2 separate regions of the Homo sapiens genome follow, and region 2 is linked to region 1. A link is a contact called in ENCODE Hi-C or POLR2A ChIA-PET data. All regions are on one chromosome and are shown on one strand. The core of a region is the stretch at or near the end of the contact, and the rest is flanking DNA. Distances in the headings are between cores, read along the strand shown.

Region 1 (7,285 bases), core at 3,567-6,066:
TGTGGAGAGATGATCACAATTTAGCCTCCAGCTCTATGTAAGTAGGGAGCTGTTGGTGTGAGTGTCATGGAAGAAATCAGACTTTAACTTGGGTGGTTTTGAATGAAAGATGAAATTCTCAAAAGAGATAGGAGGGAGGTGGCACAGATGGGCTGATGCAATCCATAAGTGGTGATCGGAGACTCAGAAGCCAGCCTGCTCTTGTGAAAAAGCAAGGCCTGCCCTATTCTGGCTGTTCTTAGGAGAGGTTTTGTGAGAATTTTGCGTTTAAGCCAAATGAAATGCTTGATTTATTAAGTTGTTATGACTTTTTTCTTTTCTCTTTTTGAAAAAATTGTGGCGAAATATGCTTTTTTTTAAGTCTCTTCTCACTAAACCTTCTAGCAGACCAGTATTAACAACTGGACACATGTATCCCAGCGAGTCTTTGGAAAAGACTATGCCGCTAAGGCGGCATAGTGTAGCTCGTGTTTGAGCATTTCCTCGGAGACATTCCTGTGATGTGAGTGCAGTTGTGATTTGCTGTTTGGTAAATAGGAGATTGAAAGGCCCTCCTCTTCTGAAGTTGGAAGACATCTTTGCTGGGATCACCAGGGACACCTCACAAGTTTTAGTTGATCTTTTTAAAATTTCCTTGCTTATGAGTTCAAGGTTTAGAAACAAATCTGAGTTTATTTATGAGCCTTTCACATCTGAGTGGGCAGATTCCCCAGGAGTAGTATTTTCATCATGTTTTCTGTCTTAGCTGGAGCTGCCATAACAGTTCCACACACTGTGTGGCTTGAAAACAGACATATATTTTTCACAGTTCAGAGGCTGTGAACCCAAGATCAAGGTGCTGGCCGGTGGGGTTCCTGGTGAGGGCTCTCTTCCTGACTTGCAGACAGCCACCTTCCTGCTGCTTCCTCACATGGTGGAGAGAGAGAGAAGCTCTGATGTCTCTCCGTCTTCTTATAAGGGCACTAATCAGGTCATGCTCCCACCTATGACCTCTTCTAACCCTAATCACCTCCCAAAGACCCCACCTCCAGATACCATCCCACTGGGAATTAGGGATAGGAATTTGGGGAGGCACAGCCATTCCATTCATAACAGTGTTGTGATATTGTGAAGTATACATTTGGTCTTCCTTTCCATTTCCAAACATATAGCTTCGCCCTTTCAGGCATCTGGTATAATTGAACTAAGAGACAATATCATCTCTTGTTTTGAAGCTGCTTTCGAGGTATTAATATACCATTGGATTTCTATCATATGGCCCATTTATTCATTCCGTTACCCTCTGCTACTAGTCCTCCTTTTCTTCATTTATACCCAAGCGTCCACGTTTGAAAGGAGCATTAGGTTCAGTCACTGTGCTGGTCTGGATTGCAGGCAGCAATAACCTAGCCAGTGTCTCCCCTCAGTCCACTCCCATTCAGATAGGGTAGGGCTACACAGGTGCAGGACTAGGGGGCTGTATTTACCACCAGGAAGTACAGCTGCAGTCACCGTGAACCCCAGTTCTCCCAGATGGGGTAAAGGCACAACCCACCCCCATCAGGTCCTTGGAATTCCAGTGTAAGGTTTATTCTTATTTTATTATTGAGACAGAGTCTCTGTCACCCAGGCTGAAGCACAGCTGCACAGTCACAGCTCACTGCAGGCTTGAACTTTCAGGTTCAAGTGATCCTCCCACCTCAGCCTCCCAAAGTCCCTGGATTACAGGCATGAGCCACCTCTCCTGGCCCCGACGTAAGGTTTAAAAACAGTACAGTTTCTTGCTTAGGAACCAGCTCTGCTTCCAGCACTGGGGTTGCAAGACCTGGTCCTAGGATCACTGCACCAAGTGGGAGCAGGGTGGCCAAGCTGAGGTGATGCAAGGAAGGAAGAAAAATGTGTAATCCTTATGCCAGCCTGCTCCTCTCTCGGCAAGAATTGTGTGGTCACACCAGCCTCCTTCCCAGCCCCTCTTTCCCTGATCCACAAAACAGGAACATCGAATGGGGACGTCCTTTAGCCGTTGAATGTGGGCCAGCCCTTCATGCTTTCATCGCCCCTGTCTTAGCCAGGGTTTTAACTCCCCGTTCCGCTGCTCTGTCAGACTCACTCCGAGGAGGATGCGTCTCTGCCCGTTGTTGGACACCGTGGGATGTACAGTGTGTCCCCTGGTCTGAGGAAATGACGGTCGGTGTCCAGATCCGAGCAGTGTCTTCTGTTCTGTTCTTTCTATAGCACTCTGAGCACTGGCCTCTTCCACCAGGCAAGCAAAGCCCAGTCCAGAGTCAGTGTTCACTCTGGTTAAGACCCATTTGTTGGCTGGGCGCGGTGGCTCACACCTGTAATCCCAGCACTTTGGGAGGCTGAGATGGGAAGATCACTTGAGCCTAGGAGTTAGAGACCAGCCTGAGCAAGGATTGCTGAAGCCCAGGAGGTTGAGGCTGCAATGAGCGGTCTAACCTGGATGACAGGGTGAAACCCAGTCTCATAAAAAAAAATCAAAAGACCCATTGTTAGCCCCCAGGGCTATACTTGCCAGCTGTGTCCAGGGCCTTCCCACCAGGGGAGCTGCCCCATAGCCACCGGCAGTTTCTGTCTCTCCAGCTGGCAGGCAGAATGGCTGCATTAAGCCTAGCTGTACGGACCTTTTCCACAGTACGGGTCTGGGCCCTGTGCCCCTGGGTAACCTGTCCAGGTAGTGTGAGGGATGAAGGGAGGGGAGGACTCTGCCAGCTCTGTGGGAGGCTCCTTAGGTGATTCTGAGCCTGGCCTGTATTGAGAGCCACTGATGAGCCTCTGAGGTCTCTTCCACTTGTGACGTGATTCGGAGCCTGGCCCTCTGCTTTAATTCATAGGCAGAGTTTGATGGCAGATATCTTCTCCTAAGAAAGCCCGTCACGTTAGAACAGGCTGTTGGGTAGGACACAGGCGTTTAGTATCCAAGTTTCGCAGATGCCCATAGACCAGGCAGCTCTGTTTTGCTTCTGCGTTTATGAAAAGAGCTGGCAGAGTGCTTCGGCTCCAGGCCTTTTCGAGACACTGGGCACGACGTTCCTCCTGAGCTGCTGTGGCTGAGATAGAAGGGATCAGCAATGGAGGCTTTATTTGCAGATGATTTTCCTCCTCTCGGTTTGTCGTTCCCACTCTTCGTCTTCCAGAACCTTTTTAGACCCCATGACTTCAATCCTCATCACCCAGGACATTCAGGCTGGCTCTGTCTCCTTCCCATCAACTTAATATGACCGTATCTAACCCTAAATGAGGCTGCAAAATTAAAAGCAGCATACTAGCACCAGAGAAAGGATATCTTAAGCCTATTCAAATCAAACCTCAACACCCTGGAAGCTGGCGCAGCGGCTGCCTACAGAAAGGAGAGCTAGGGAGCTGAGACACTGGTTTCTCTAGCGTCCTCCTCCCCTGTTACGAATTTGGTACTCTGTGCATGTATTGTCTATCCAAAAACTTGAAAGATGTTAGTCATCCTCAGTAGAGGGGAAGTAACTCATCACATAGTGAAAAGTCCAAATTGTTTAACTCTTTAAGCCACGTCTGGTGCCACCAAATTGGGAAGGGATGTCGGTAAATTAAATTGTGCAATTCATACTCTTTTGAGAATATTATTAATATTGACTCTCATATCTTGACTGCCTGCTGTGCCAACCACTGTGCATGAGTCAACCCAACCCCAGGTAAGAAGGTGGCTCAGTAACACAGATAGCTGCGTAAATATGTGACAGTGTTTAAAAGGGGGGAAAAACAAGTACCCTGGGCTTTGTACTTATGTTTATTCTTAGACGTGCCTGATTTTATTTACCTTTGAAAGAAGTTATATAAAAAGGAAGACAAACCTGTAAGTGCAAAAGGAATGAAGATTCAGTGACACGTGTTGACTGTAGGTTCTCAAACCTTGTACTTTTTTTGACCCTTATATCATTAAAGCATTCGACACATTAGCAACCTGGACCCCCCCTTTGCCTCGGCAAGCCCATCTCCTGCTCCCCTCCTCTCTGTCACTGCTGCAGGCGCACTGGCCTTCCTGCTGCTCCCTGCACACTCAGGGCCTCCCAGCGCCATCAGGGCCCTTGTGCTTGCTGTTCCTTCTGCCTGGAATGCACTTCCTCCTTTATCTCATCAAGGTTTTGACTCAGATGTTATCTTCATGAAATCTTACCTGACAATCTTGATTAAAGTCAAAACCGCACCCACCACTACCTATTACCTTTCCCTATTTCATTTAAAAAATGTTTTTATTGGAGAATTACATATATATACACACATATATATGCATGCATGTGTGTATATATGCATATACATGTATAGAAATAAAAGTGCATCTATATTAACTCAGTTTTCACAAACTGAGCAGATTGTGTGACCTGCCGCCAGCTCAGGAAACAATGACCTGTGCCCCAGAACCCCTTTCATCTTCACACCACCTTCTGCTCTCCAGAAGTAACCAGTTCTGACCGTGAACACCAGCTGTTCTGTAGAATGGGTATTTCTGCGTTGCTGCTTCATCTGTGGCCTCACACGGTATTTACTCCTGTGTTACTGGCTCCTTCTCGTCGCCATTTCGTTTTGTGCGGTTCTTCCAATTCTGCGGCACGTTCTTCCTTGTTGCTGCATGGTAATTCCATTTTGTGAATGTCCCGCAATTTAGTTCCCTGCCCTCCTGGTGATGGGCGTCCGGGTAGACGCCAGCTCAGCGTCATTACAAAAATGTTACTGTAGGTATTCAAGAACCTGTCTTTTGGTGAAGAGATGTAGGCATTTCCCTCAGGGCTGTCCAGGGGTGGACTTGCTGGGGCATCCAGGTGTGCCTGGGTTCAGTGTTCATGGATTTTTCACAGTGTTTGTATTTGTGCTCTACCAGCAGAGGCCAAGTTCCCATTACTCCACCTCATCACCAGTGCTTGTCCTCTTTTTCAAATAGCCATTCTGGTGGCCGTGTAGAGGTATCTCATTCTGGTTTTGTTTGTTTGTTTATTTTTGAGACTGAGTCTCACTCTGTCGCCCTGGCTGGAGTGCAGTGGTGTGATTTTGGCTCACTGCAGCCTCTGCCTCCCGGGTTCAAGCAATTCTCCTGCCTCAGCCTCCCGAGTAGCTGGGATTACAGATGCCCACCACCACGCCTGGCTAATTTTTGTATTTTAGTAGAGAAGGGGTTTTGCCATGTTGGCCAGGCTGGTCTCAAACTCCCAACCTCAGGTGATCACCCATGTCGGCCTCCCAAAGTGCTGGGATTACAGGCGTGAGCCACCGCCCCCAGCCTTGTTTATTTGTTTTAATTGAAGTATAATTTCTGTGTGCAAAATGCACAAATCTTAGGTGTATACAACACAATGAGATTTACGTATGTATCTACTCACACAGCCACCACCCACGTGAAAGAACATTTCAGCATCCAAGAAAGTCCCTCCCGCTGCTTCCCCATTGATACCACTCCTCCTGGTGACCACGCTAGTTTCACTTCCATCACTGTAGATTAGTGTTTTGCCTGTTTTTGAAGTTTGTTTAAATGGAATCGTTTAGCTGGCTTCTTTGCTTAATGACTGAGAGATTCATCTGTGTTGCTACGTGGATTGGTATTTTCTTCTTTTTTCTTTATAGCCTTCCATTAAATGAATACACCATAATTTATTTCTTCTCCTGTTCACAGACATGGTGTTTGTTTCTCGTTTTTGGCTACTGTGAGTAAAGCTGCTTTGAACATTCTTGGACAGGTCTCTTAATGGATATATGCACTGATTTCTCTTGGAAATATACCTAGGAGTGGGATTGCTGGGTTTGCCAACTATTTCTCCAAACTGGCCGTACTGGTTTATAGTCTCTCCAGCAGTGTGGGACAGTTAGTCCACGTTCTAACCAACACTTGGCATTGTCCTCTTGATTTTAAGCCTCCTGGTGGGTATCAATTGATGTTTTACTTTGCATTTCTAAGTAAGAACTTTCCTGACTAAATAAGTTTGGCACCTTTTTCTTTTTTTTTTTTTGAGATGGAGTCTCACTCTGTTGCCCAGGCTGGAGTGCAGTGGTGCGATCTTGGCTCACTGCAAGCTCCGCCTCCTGGGTTCACGCCATTCTCCTGCCTCAGCCTCCCAAGTAGCTGGGACTACAGGTGCCCACCACCACGCCCGGCTAATTTTTTGCATTTTTAGTAGAGACGGGTTTCACCATTTTAGCCAGGATGGTCTCGAGCTCCTGACCTCGTGATCCGCCTGCCTCTGCCTCCCCAAGTGCTGGGATTACAGGCGTGAGCCACTGCACCCAGCATGTTTGGCACCTTTTGTACATCTGTTGGCCAGTGGGATATCCTCTTCTATAACAGGTTTGTGCAAATCTTTTGCCCTGTTGGGTTGTTGGTCATTTTCTTGGGAATTCTCGATATGAGTCCTTTGTCAGATTATCCGGAATATGTAAAGAACTCTCAAAACTCAAGAAAACAATTTTTTTAAAAGGACAAAAGATTTGAACAAAGAAGAGATTCCTGAAGCAAATAACACATGAAAAGATGCTCAGTCGACGTCATCAGTCATGACACACATGCAGTTGAACACCGTGGTGAGACACCACATGCTCTCCTAGGAGGCTGCCCTTTGGAAGGCGACCACCCAAGGCACAGTGAGGGCGGGGGTGGGAACTCAGGCTCTCACACACCCCTGGTAGAAATGTGAAATGGTACTCCTGCTTTGGAAAAGCGGGGCACTTTCTTAAAAGTTAAACATACAATTATCACATGAGCTAGCCCTTCCACATGTAGATATTTACCAAAGAGAAGTGAAAATATTTGTCCACACAAAGACTTGCACACACATGTTTATGGCAGCTGAACATTGGGAACGTGGCCATCAACAAGCAGATGGATGAACAGACTGGGGTGCACCCTTCTGTGGGGATACTGCTCAGCCAGGAAAGGGAGCACCTGGTAACCTGCAGCATATGGGCGAATCTGGAAAGAATTGTGCCAAGTGCAGGAGGCCACACAAAGAAGGGAGTGTCCTCTAAGATCTGACTTACATGAGAATCTAGAATATGCAGACCAACATGGAGGGATAGATGCCGACCACGGGTTGCCTGGGCAGGAAGGGAGTGCAGGGGAGGGGAAGGGCTGATAAGGCCACAGTGGGAGTTGTTTGGGTGTTTGCTCATGATCTTGGCTGTTATGATGGTCCCACAGCTGTATGCATATGTCAGAAGTCATCAGACTGGGCAAGTTCACTATGTGCGGTTTCGTTTTTTTGGTTTTTTGGTTTTTTTTGAGTGGCAGGGAGTCTTGCTCTGTCGCCCAGGCTGAAGTACAGTGGCG
Region 2 (7,285 bases), core at 2,492-4,991, 320 kb before region 1:
TTTTAAGGGACTGGCATTCCATATTGGTACTTGAGCGTCTTGGCAGTGGGACGCATCGCCCTCTCACAGGGGTGACTGCCTGACTAATGAGGTCGCCCCCAGCAACATCCACATTTTAGACTGTATTGTGTGAGCTGCCCCAAATTGAGGTGATCTCCTGTCCAGACCAGGCTGTACTTTGGTTATTTACTTGCAATGAGATATCAAGAGACTGAAAGTGGTTTAAAAAAAAAACAAAAATCTCTTCCCTAATATATGGTGTATTATTATTATTATTATTATTATTATTATTATTATTTTGAGATGGAGTCTCACTCTGTTGCCGAGGCTGGAGTGCAATGGCACTATCTCGGCTCACTGCAACCTCAGCCTCCTGGGTTCAAGCGATTCTCCTGCTTCAGCCTCCTGAGTACCTGGGATTACAGGCATGCATAGCCACCCCTGGCTAATTTTGTATTTTTAGTAGAGACGGGGTTTCTCCATGTTGGTCAGGCTGGTCTTGAACTCCTGACATCAGGTGATCCGCCTGCCTCAGCCTCCCAAAGTGCTGGGATTACAGGCGTGAGCCAACACGCCAGGCGTTTCTGTTTGTTTGTTTGTTTTATTTTTAGTAGAGATGGGATTTCACCATGTTGGCCAGGCTTGTCTCAATCCTCTGACCTCAAGTGATCCACCTGCCTTGGCCTCCCAAAGTGCTGGAATTACAGGTGTGAGCCACTGTGCCTGGCCTCACATCTCCTCCTTTTAACAGGATAAACTAAACAGGCCTCAAGAATGTGACCTCCCACGCTCCTCCATGAACAGCTCTCTCCCTGCGTCCCAGCAACCAAAGACACTTGTTGATTTGGGAAAAACCCAGAGGAAGGATTCTGTCTGGATTTTCTGGTACCACTGACGCATTTTCACCCAGGCACATTCATCTGGTTCAAGACTGAATCTTTCCCTTTTTCATGAAACAGATTCTCCCCCTCTTTTAAGCCTCTGTGGGCTCCAGAATGAGTTGAACCGCTGTATCTTCTCATCACAGCGTTTCCCTCTTTGGACATGGGCTGAGACACACAGATTTCACGACTTCCTCTTTGGAGAAGGCATGAAAGGACCTGCAGCCACGGCCCCATACGTTTCAAGAGAGGCAAGGCTTTCACCCTCCGTGTCTTTCACAGCCATCCGCCCACAGCCTCTTAACTTCCTGACATTAAACAAAAACGAAACCGAGGTTTCCCTAATTGGGGATCATCATCAAGAATCTGTCATGGGGTCTCTTAGAAATTAATTCAACTCGATTGTTCTTCAGACCTCCGCTAAGGAGCCGGCGTGTTACTCTCGACACCAACTTGTCCCATCTTCATCCTATATTAGCTCCCTAACAGGGTTGCACGATCAGCTCCTAGGCTGCAAATTAGAAAAATGGGCGATGATTCCAGCAGCTACGCCTCGGCACTCTCACGCCGGATTACTGTGATGGTCTCCTTGCAAGGCTTCCGGATCTTTCTATGTGGGTTGAAATTGGTTCCAACTGTAACTTCCTGTTGATCTCCCACCCTGAATTCCCTCATTGATGCAACATTTTGTTAAAAAAGAACTTCACCGAATTACCCATTTCATGGAAATTGCAATAGGGTATTGACTTGTATAGTTAATGAAGCTTTCAAAAAAGCACTCCTGTAGCCATCATCTAAATGCCCCTCTGGCCACCAAAACTGTGCATGTAATTCACTGTAGTGAGGATTCCTGAGTCTCCCTAAGGGAGATCCAGTAGGATCAGTTCTGGGTGGGATCCGTCAGCAAACACAACCTATTGCCCGCCTCCTTCTGGTTTCCAGTCCCGGGGGGTAATTGATGTCTTAGTGCACACAGAGCCGGACCATGGAGCTAAGTAGATATGGGTTTCCAACTCATCCCGGCCACTTCCCAGGGGCATGTCCAGGGGCAAGTTAGTAACTCTCTTGAACCTCAGTTTCCTCATCTGCAGAGTGTGGATCATCACAAACCTACCTTCTGGGGTTGCTAGGGGATTAAAGGAGATAAGGAGCATAGCAGGGCTGGCCCTGTGCCTGCCTGGAGTGGGCACCAAGCTGACTTCGCTGGGGCTCTCCCGGCCCCACATACCTGCAATGGTTTTGCCTTTGGCTCGATGTCTGAAGCCTTTGCATTTCTGAAGGGAGTGATGTAAATCAAGCCATGCTTATGATTAAAAACATCCAACGTTCAGCTCAGTTGTTTGTCCTATTTTGGCAACATCCTATTCTTTTGTTGTTGCTGTTTTTGAGATAGGATCTTGCTCTGGGGCCCAGACTGGAGTGCAGTGGTACAATCATGGCTCACTGCAGCCTCAACCTCCTGGGCTCAAGTGATCCTCCTGCCTCAGCCTCCCGAGTAGCTGGGACTATAGGTGTTCACCACCATGCCTGGCTAGTTTTTTAATTTTAATAGAGATGAGGTCTCATTATGTTACCCAGACTGATTTCAAACACCCAGGCTCAAGTGATCCTCCCACCTCAGCCTTCCAAAGTGCTGCCATTACAGGTATGAGCCACCACACCTGGCCAACCTTCTCCTCTTATCTGTGGGAAACCTTGGGGCATTACTGAAGAAAAAATTGTGATGTCCAAATCCTGCACTGTACCCCAGTGCAAGGTGGTAGGTGTTGAAGTAGAAAATGATAAGACGTAAATCGTCAGCAAAAGCCAAAGAGAGAGGTAAAAAATGTATGAGCACTAAATGAATTGATTTTCATAAAATTAGCGTTATACTGTATAATAATGTTTCCCAATATAAAGTCTTTTTCATATTAATATTTATAACATTGTAAAGATTAAATCATACCTTTGTGATTATTTTAATTTTTTTTAACCTTATTCTGTTCCAAAGATAAAGCTTGGTTGTGTTTTTTGTGTGTGTGGGGGGGGGGTTTGGGTTTTTTTTGGCCTTTATCTTTAGAATGTTCTAGTGACATTCTGAATTCTTCCAACAGGGCGATATTGTTATTTTAATAATGGTTATGCACAACACATATAGGAATCTGTCATGGAGTTGGTGGGAATGAAAAGGCTACTTAGATACCCAGCTTGAAAAGCTTTCATGTTTTTATGTTTAATTTGCAACAATCTTCCTTCTTTGCACAGGAGGTGATACATTACTGAAATAGGAGATCAGGCCAGGTGCGGTGCCTCACGCCTATAATCCCCACACTTTGGGCAGCCAACGTGGGAGGATCACTTGAGCTTCAGAGTTTGAGACCAGCCTGAGCCACATAGCAAGACCCCCCTTTTCTACAAAAAAAAAAAAAAAAATTAAAAATTAGCCGAGCATGGTGGCATGCATCTGTGGTCTCAGCTACTCAGGAGGCTAAGGCAGGAGGATTGCTTGAGCCCGGGAGGTAGAGGCTGCAGTGAGCTATGATTGAACCACTGCACTCCAGCGTGGGCAACAGAGCAAGACCTTGCTCTAAAAAATTAAAAAAAAAAAAATAGGAAGGAAGAAAATAGGAAATCAACCAATGCAGCTCTCACCACCTCCTACATCCGGTTCTGGGGTTCTGGGTGGTGGGGCGCCTGCGTCCTGCTGTAGGGTCAGGACAAACAGGCATGGCTGCACAGCTGTGCTCCCCCTGGCTGGCTCCCGCAGGCTCCCAATGCCTTTGGGAGGTCAGCCTCTCAAGCTGAGTGCCCAGAAACTACACAAACCCCAACAGGCCGTGCAGGAAATGAGACCCACAGCCACGTCACCAGCCTCATTTTTGCAAGCTGATGGAGGTGGGGAAACCCTACCCTTCTTCCTTTAGCAGCAATAGCTTTTCTTTTTTTTTTTTTTATCATGCTTTTTTTTTCATACTTACCAATATTTTTAAGTTTGAGCTTCATTTCAAATTTTTGACCTGAGTAATGATGCCATGCACACAGTTTGCCCAATCTTTCCCCAGCTACCTCTTGGGTCCTATATTAGTATGCTGGGCCTGCCACGACAAAGTACCACAAACAGGGCAACTTAAACAACAGAAATGTATGGCCTCATGGGGCTGGAGGCCAGAGGTCCAAGATCAAGGTGTTGGTAGGGTTGGTTCCTTCTGGGGGCAGAGAACCTGCCCCAGGCCTCTCCCCAGCTCCCGGTGGTTCTCCACAATCTGCAGTGATCCTCGACTTGTAGACGCATCCCTCTGATCTCCACCTTCATCCTCACGTGTGCTCTCCTGTGTGTCTGTGTCCAAATTTCCCTTTTCATGAAGACACTAGTCATCTTGGTTTAGGGCCCACCCTAAGAACCTCATCTTGACTTGATTATCTGCAAAGACCCTGTTTCCAAATAAGATGGCATTTGCAGGCATTGGGGGTTAGGACATGATCTTTTGGAGGTTTAACATCGTTTGTGGGGACATGATTTAGCCCTGACAGGCGCCCTCCTTGCCTGGGTCTCTTCCGTCACCACCCAGTGCAGGCCGTGAGCTCGCTCCATCTGACTTAGAGAGCCCATCCCCTCCTCCACTCTGTACTGTCTCTGATCCCTTCTCCTGCCGGAGGGTGGAGGGGTGGGTGCCCCAGGAAGCAGACTCAGAGAGGGAGGAGACTGTGCAGGAGATCTGTCAAGGGGTTCTCTTAGGACTGGCATCCGGGGAAGGGAAAAGTACAGAATTAGGCAGGAAGGATATTGAGCTTTGAGGCAGCCTCCGTGAAGGCTTCAGACAACCCTGAAGGGAATCTGGAAATGGGGTGGGGAGACCCTCAGAGCTGAGTCTGGGCCTTTTTACCCCTCGTTGATCATGCATCAGCTGCTGGCTGTCCTGGAATGGAGTATGCCTCAGAGCCAGCACGTTCCCCACAGCCACTATCCCTGAAGGATGGGGAGCCGGGACTTTCTGCCAGCAGCCCTCCCACCACCCAGGGACTAGGCCTTCATTTCTGCAGGGCCATGTGGTGGGGGCAGTCCAGCCCCCTGCGAGCAGCCAGGGTGGCCTTTATTTTTATTTTTTTAAGATAGGGTTTCTCTCTTGTCGCCCAGGCTGGAGTGCAGGGGCAGGATTGTAGCTCACTGAAGCCTTGAACTCCCGGGTTCAAGCAATTCTCCCACCTCAGCCTCCTGAGTAGCTGGGACTACAGGTGTGTACCTTCACGCCTGGCTAATTATTTTTTGTAGAGCTGGGGTCTCACTGTTTTGCCCAGACTGTTCTCGAACTCATGGCCTCAAGTGATTCTCCTGACTCAGCTTCCCAAAGTGCTGGGATTACAGGCATGAGCCACCAGGCATGCCCCAGCTGGTCTTTCTAAAACACAAATTTGACCAAGTTACTCCCTTTACATCCTTCAGGGGTTCCCATTACTCTTAGGATAAAGACTAAAGTGTCTTAACTTGACCCTCCAAGCCTGGCCCTTGCCCCCTCCACATCTCTTCTTGCCCTGCGCCCCTCCCTTTCCACTCTGACCTCCTGCTTGCCATGAGCCCCCTGCCACAGGGCCTTTGCAAATGCTCATTCCCCAGCCTGGATGGCTTTTTTTTTTTTTTTTTTTTAAAAACCTAATTGACTCTCTCTCATCTTTTGGGCCACTTCCTCAGAGAAGCTCCCCTCCTTTTGAGCGAGTCCAACCCTCCTACTGTAGACTGTGAGAACACTGTGTAACTCTTCTTTGTAGAAATTTGTGGCTGGGTGTGGTGGCTTACATCTGTAATCCCCGTACTTTAGGAGGCTGAGGTGGGAGGATCCCTTGAGTCCAAGACCAGCCGGGACACAGGGAGACCCCTTCTCTACAGAAAACAATCTTTTAGTGGCACACACCTGTGGTCCCAGCTATTCAAAAGGCTGAAATGGGAGCATCACTTGGTCCAGGAGTTAGAAGCTGCAATAAGCTCTGATCAAGTCACTGTACTGCAGCCTGGGCAACTGAGTGAGACCCTGTCTCAAAAGATAAATACATTTGTGAGGTTTTGTTTTGTTTTTTGTTTTTTTTTTTTTTAAACAAGTTCTTGCTCTGTTTCCCAGGCTGAAGTGCAATGGCACCATCATAGTTCACTGCAGCCTCAACCTCTTGGGCTCAAGGGATCCTCCCACCCCAGACTCCTGAGACTCTGGGACTACAGGTCCACACCACTACGCCTGGATAATTTTTTTTTTTTTTAAGAGACAGGGTTTTGCCATGTTGCCCAGGCTGGTCTCAAACTCCTGAGCTCAAGTGATCCACCCACCTCAGCCTCCCAAAGCACTGGGATCGTAGGCGTGAGCCACAGCACCCGGCCTAAATTGATGATTTTTTACATTTGTTTATGCAATTATTTGGTTATTGTCTAGCTTCCCACTGAATCGTAAGTGCCATAAGAATAGGGCCATGTCTGATTTTTCTTCCCAGTTGTCCTTCAAGAGCCTTGCACAGGCCTGGCCCATAGTAGGTACCCTACGCATGAATGAAGGAACGAATGAATGCACTCATCAGTTAGTAACTCCCACGATGGAGCATTTCACGGGAAATCTGCAGTACATTCACATTCACTGTTTAAAAAAATAAAAAAGGAAAGAACTTGATATGTTCCTGTCCCCTGAAAGCTATAAGAGATTGGCTGTCCAGCAGGTTAACAAACAGCAGTGGGTCTTGAGAGACACGAGGGAGCCATTTGTCCCAGCAAGGATGGAATTTGCAGGTTGTGGGGATTTAGTAAATGTCCCCCTAGTGGACCGAGAAAGAATGCGCTGCCCCAAGCTGAGCCTGACCCGGCCACCTCCCTCCAGAGGGGTCTCCTGGTGGAGACGGGGAGTGGGTACCACTGCCGTCTGCCTGGAATGCAACCCAGAGATCTTTTCCAGCGGTTTGCGTTCCTGCCGGGCATTTCCCGGGCTAATATATTAAAAGCCAGAAGGTGGGAGGGCAGGGGTTACTTGCATGACAAATGACCCTCAGAGTACCATTCGTGTAGACCAATTGGAGCTGGCCATGATCCCGGTCAAGCTGCTAACGAGGTACCCTCTGGTGCCTCCCCACTTTCAGCAGAATCATTCCCTTCCCACCACATCCCATCATTCCTGCTTCCTGCTGGTCCCCAGACCCTTCGCTGACACTGTCGGCACCCCTCACCTGTCCCTGTGCATGGGCGCTGAGCTCCAGCGTGCGGTGTCTTCTGACATTTGCAGCCACCCTGCGAGGTAGGCTCTGTCACTCCAATTGTACAGATGGGTAAATTGAGGTCAAGTGACTTGCCCCAGCTTGAACTCTACTCAGTTAGTGGTCTTCTTGAAAGCCGCCCACTGGGGAGCTGAAATTTAAAACAATGGAACTTGTGGAGATAGAGAAGTAGAAGGATGGTT

The links. A loop is a pair of places that touch in the nucleus more often than their neighbours do. ChIA-PET counts read pairs that join two places held with the same protein, here RNA polymerase II (POLR2A). Pooled maps may share reads with other maps.
Region 2: a loop to region 1 is called in a pooled map, with 6 times the contacts of the local background. The contact joins two enhancer-like sites. A Hi-C loop is called at or near these places in 7 of 50 pooled maps. POLR2A ChIA-PET finds 5 or more read pairs at or near these places in 2 of 52 experiments (CD8-positive, alpha-beta memory T cell and activated T-cell).

The regions. Positions count from the first base shown.
Region 1 is chr7:2,771,247-2,778,531 of GRCh38, reverse strand. All of the region lies in intron 2 of GNA12 (G protein subunit alpha 12), which reads left to right. Among named protein-coding and RNA genes, the nearest start is that of GNA12, 69 kb to the left of the region's middle. RefSeq lists an enhancer at 5,556-5,605 and a silencer at 6,942-7,086. Within about 2 kb of position 4,816, at least 6 of the 41 ENCODE cell types and tissues checked have a DNase peak (open chromatin) inside an H3K27ac peak, as active enhancers do.
Region 2 is chr7:3,089,052-3,096,336 of GRCh38, reverse strand. It overlaps LOC105375130 (a long non-coding RNA gene), which reads left to right. Exons shown (of 2, transcript XR_007060191.1): 2 at 752-2,211. Among named protein-coding and RNA genes, the nearest start is that of CARD11, 49 kb to the right of the region's middle. Within about 2 kb of position 3,741, at least 9 of the 41 ENCODE cell types and tissues checked have a DNase peak (open chromatin) inside an H3K27ac peak, as active enhancers do.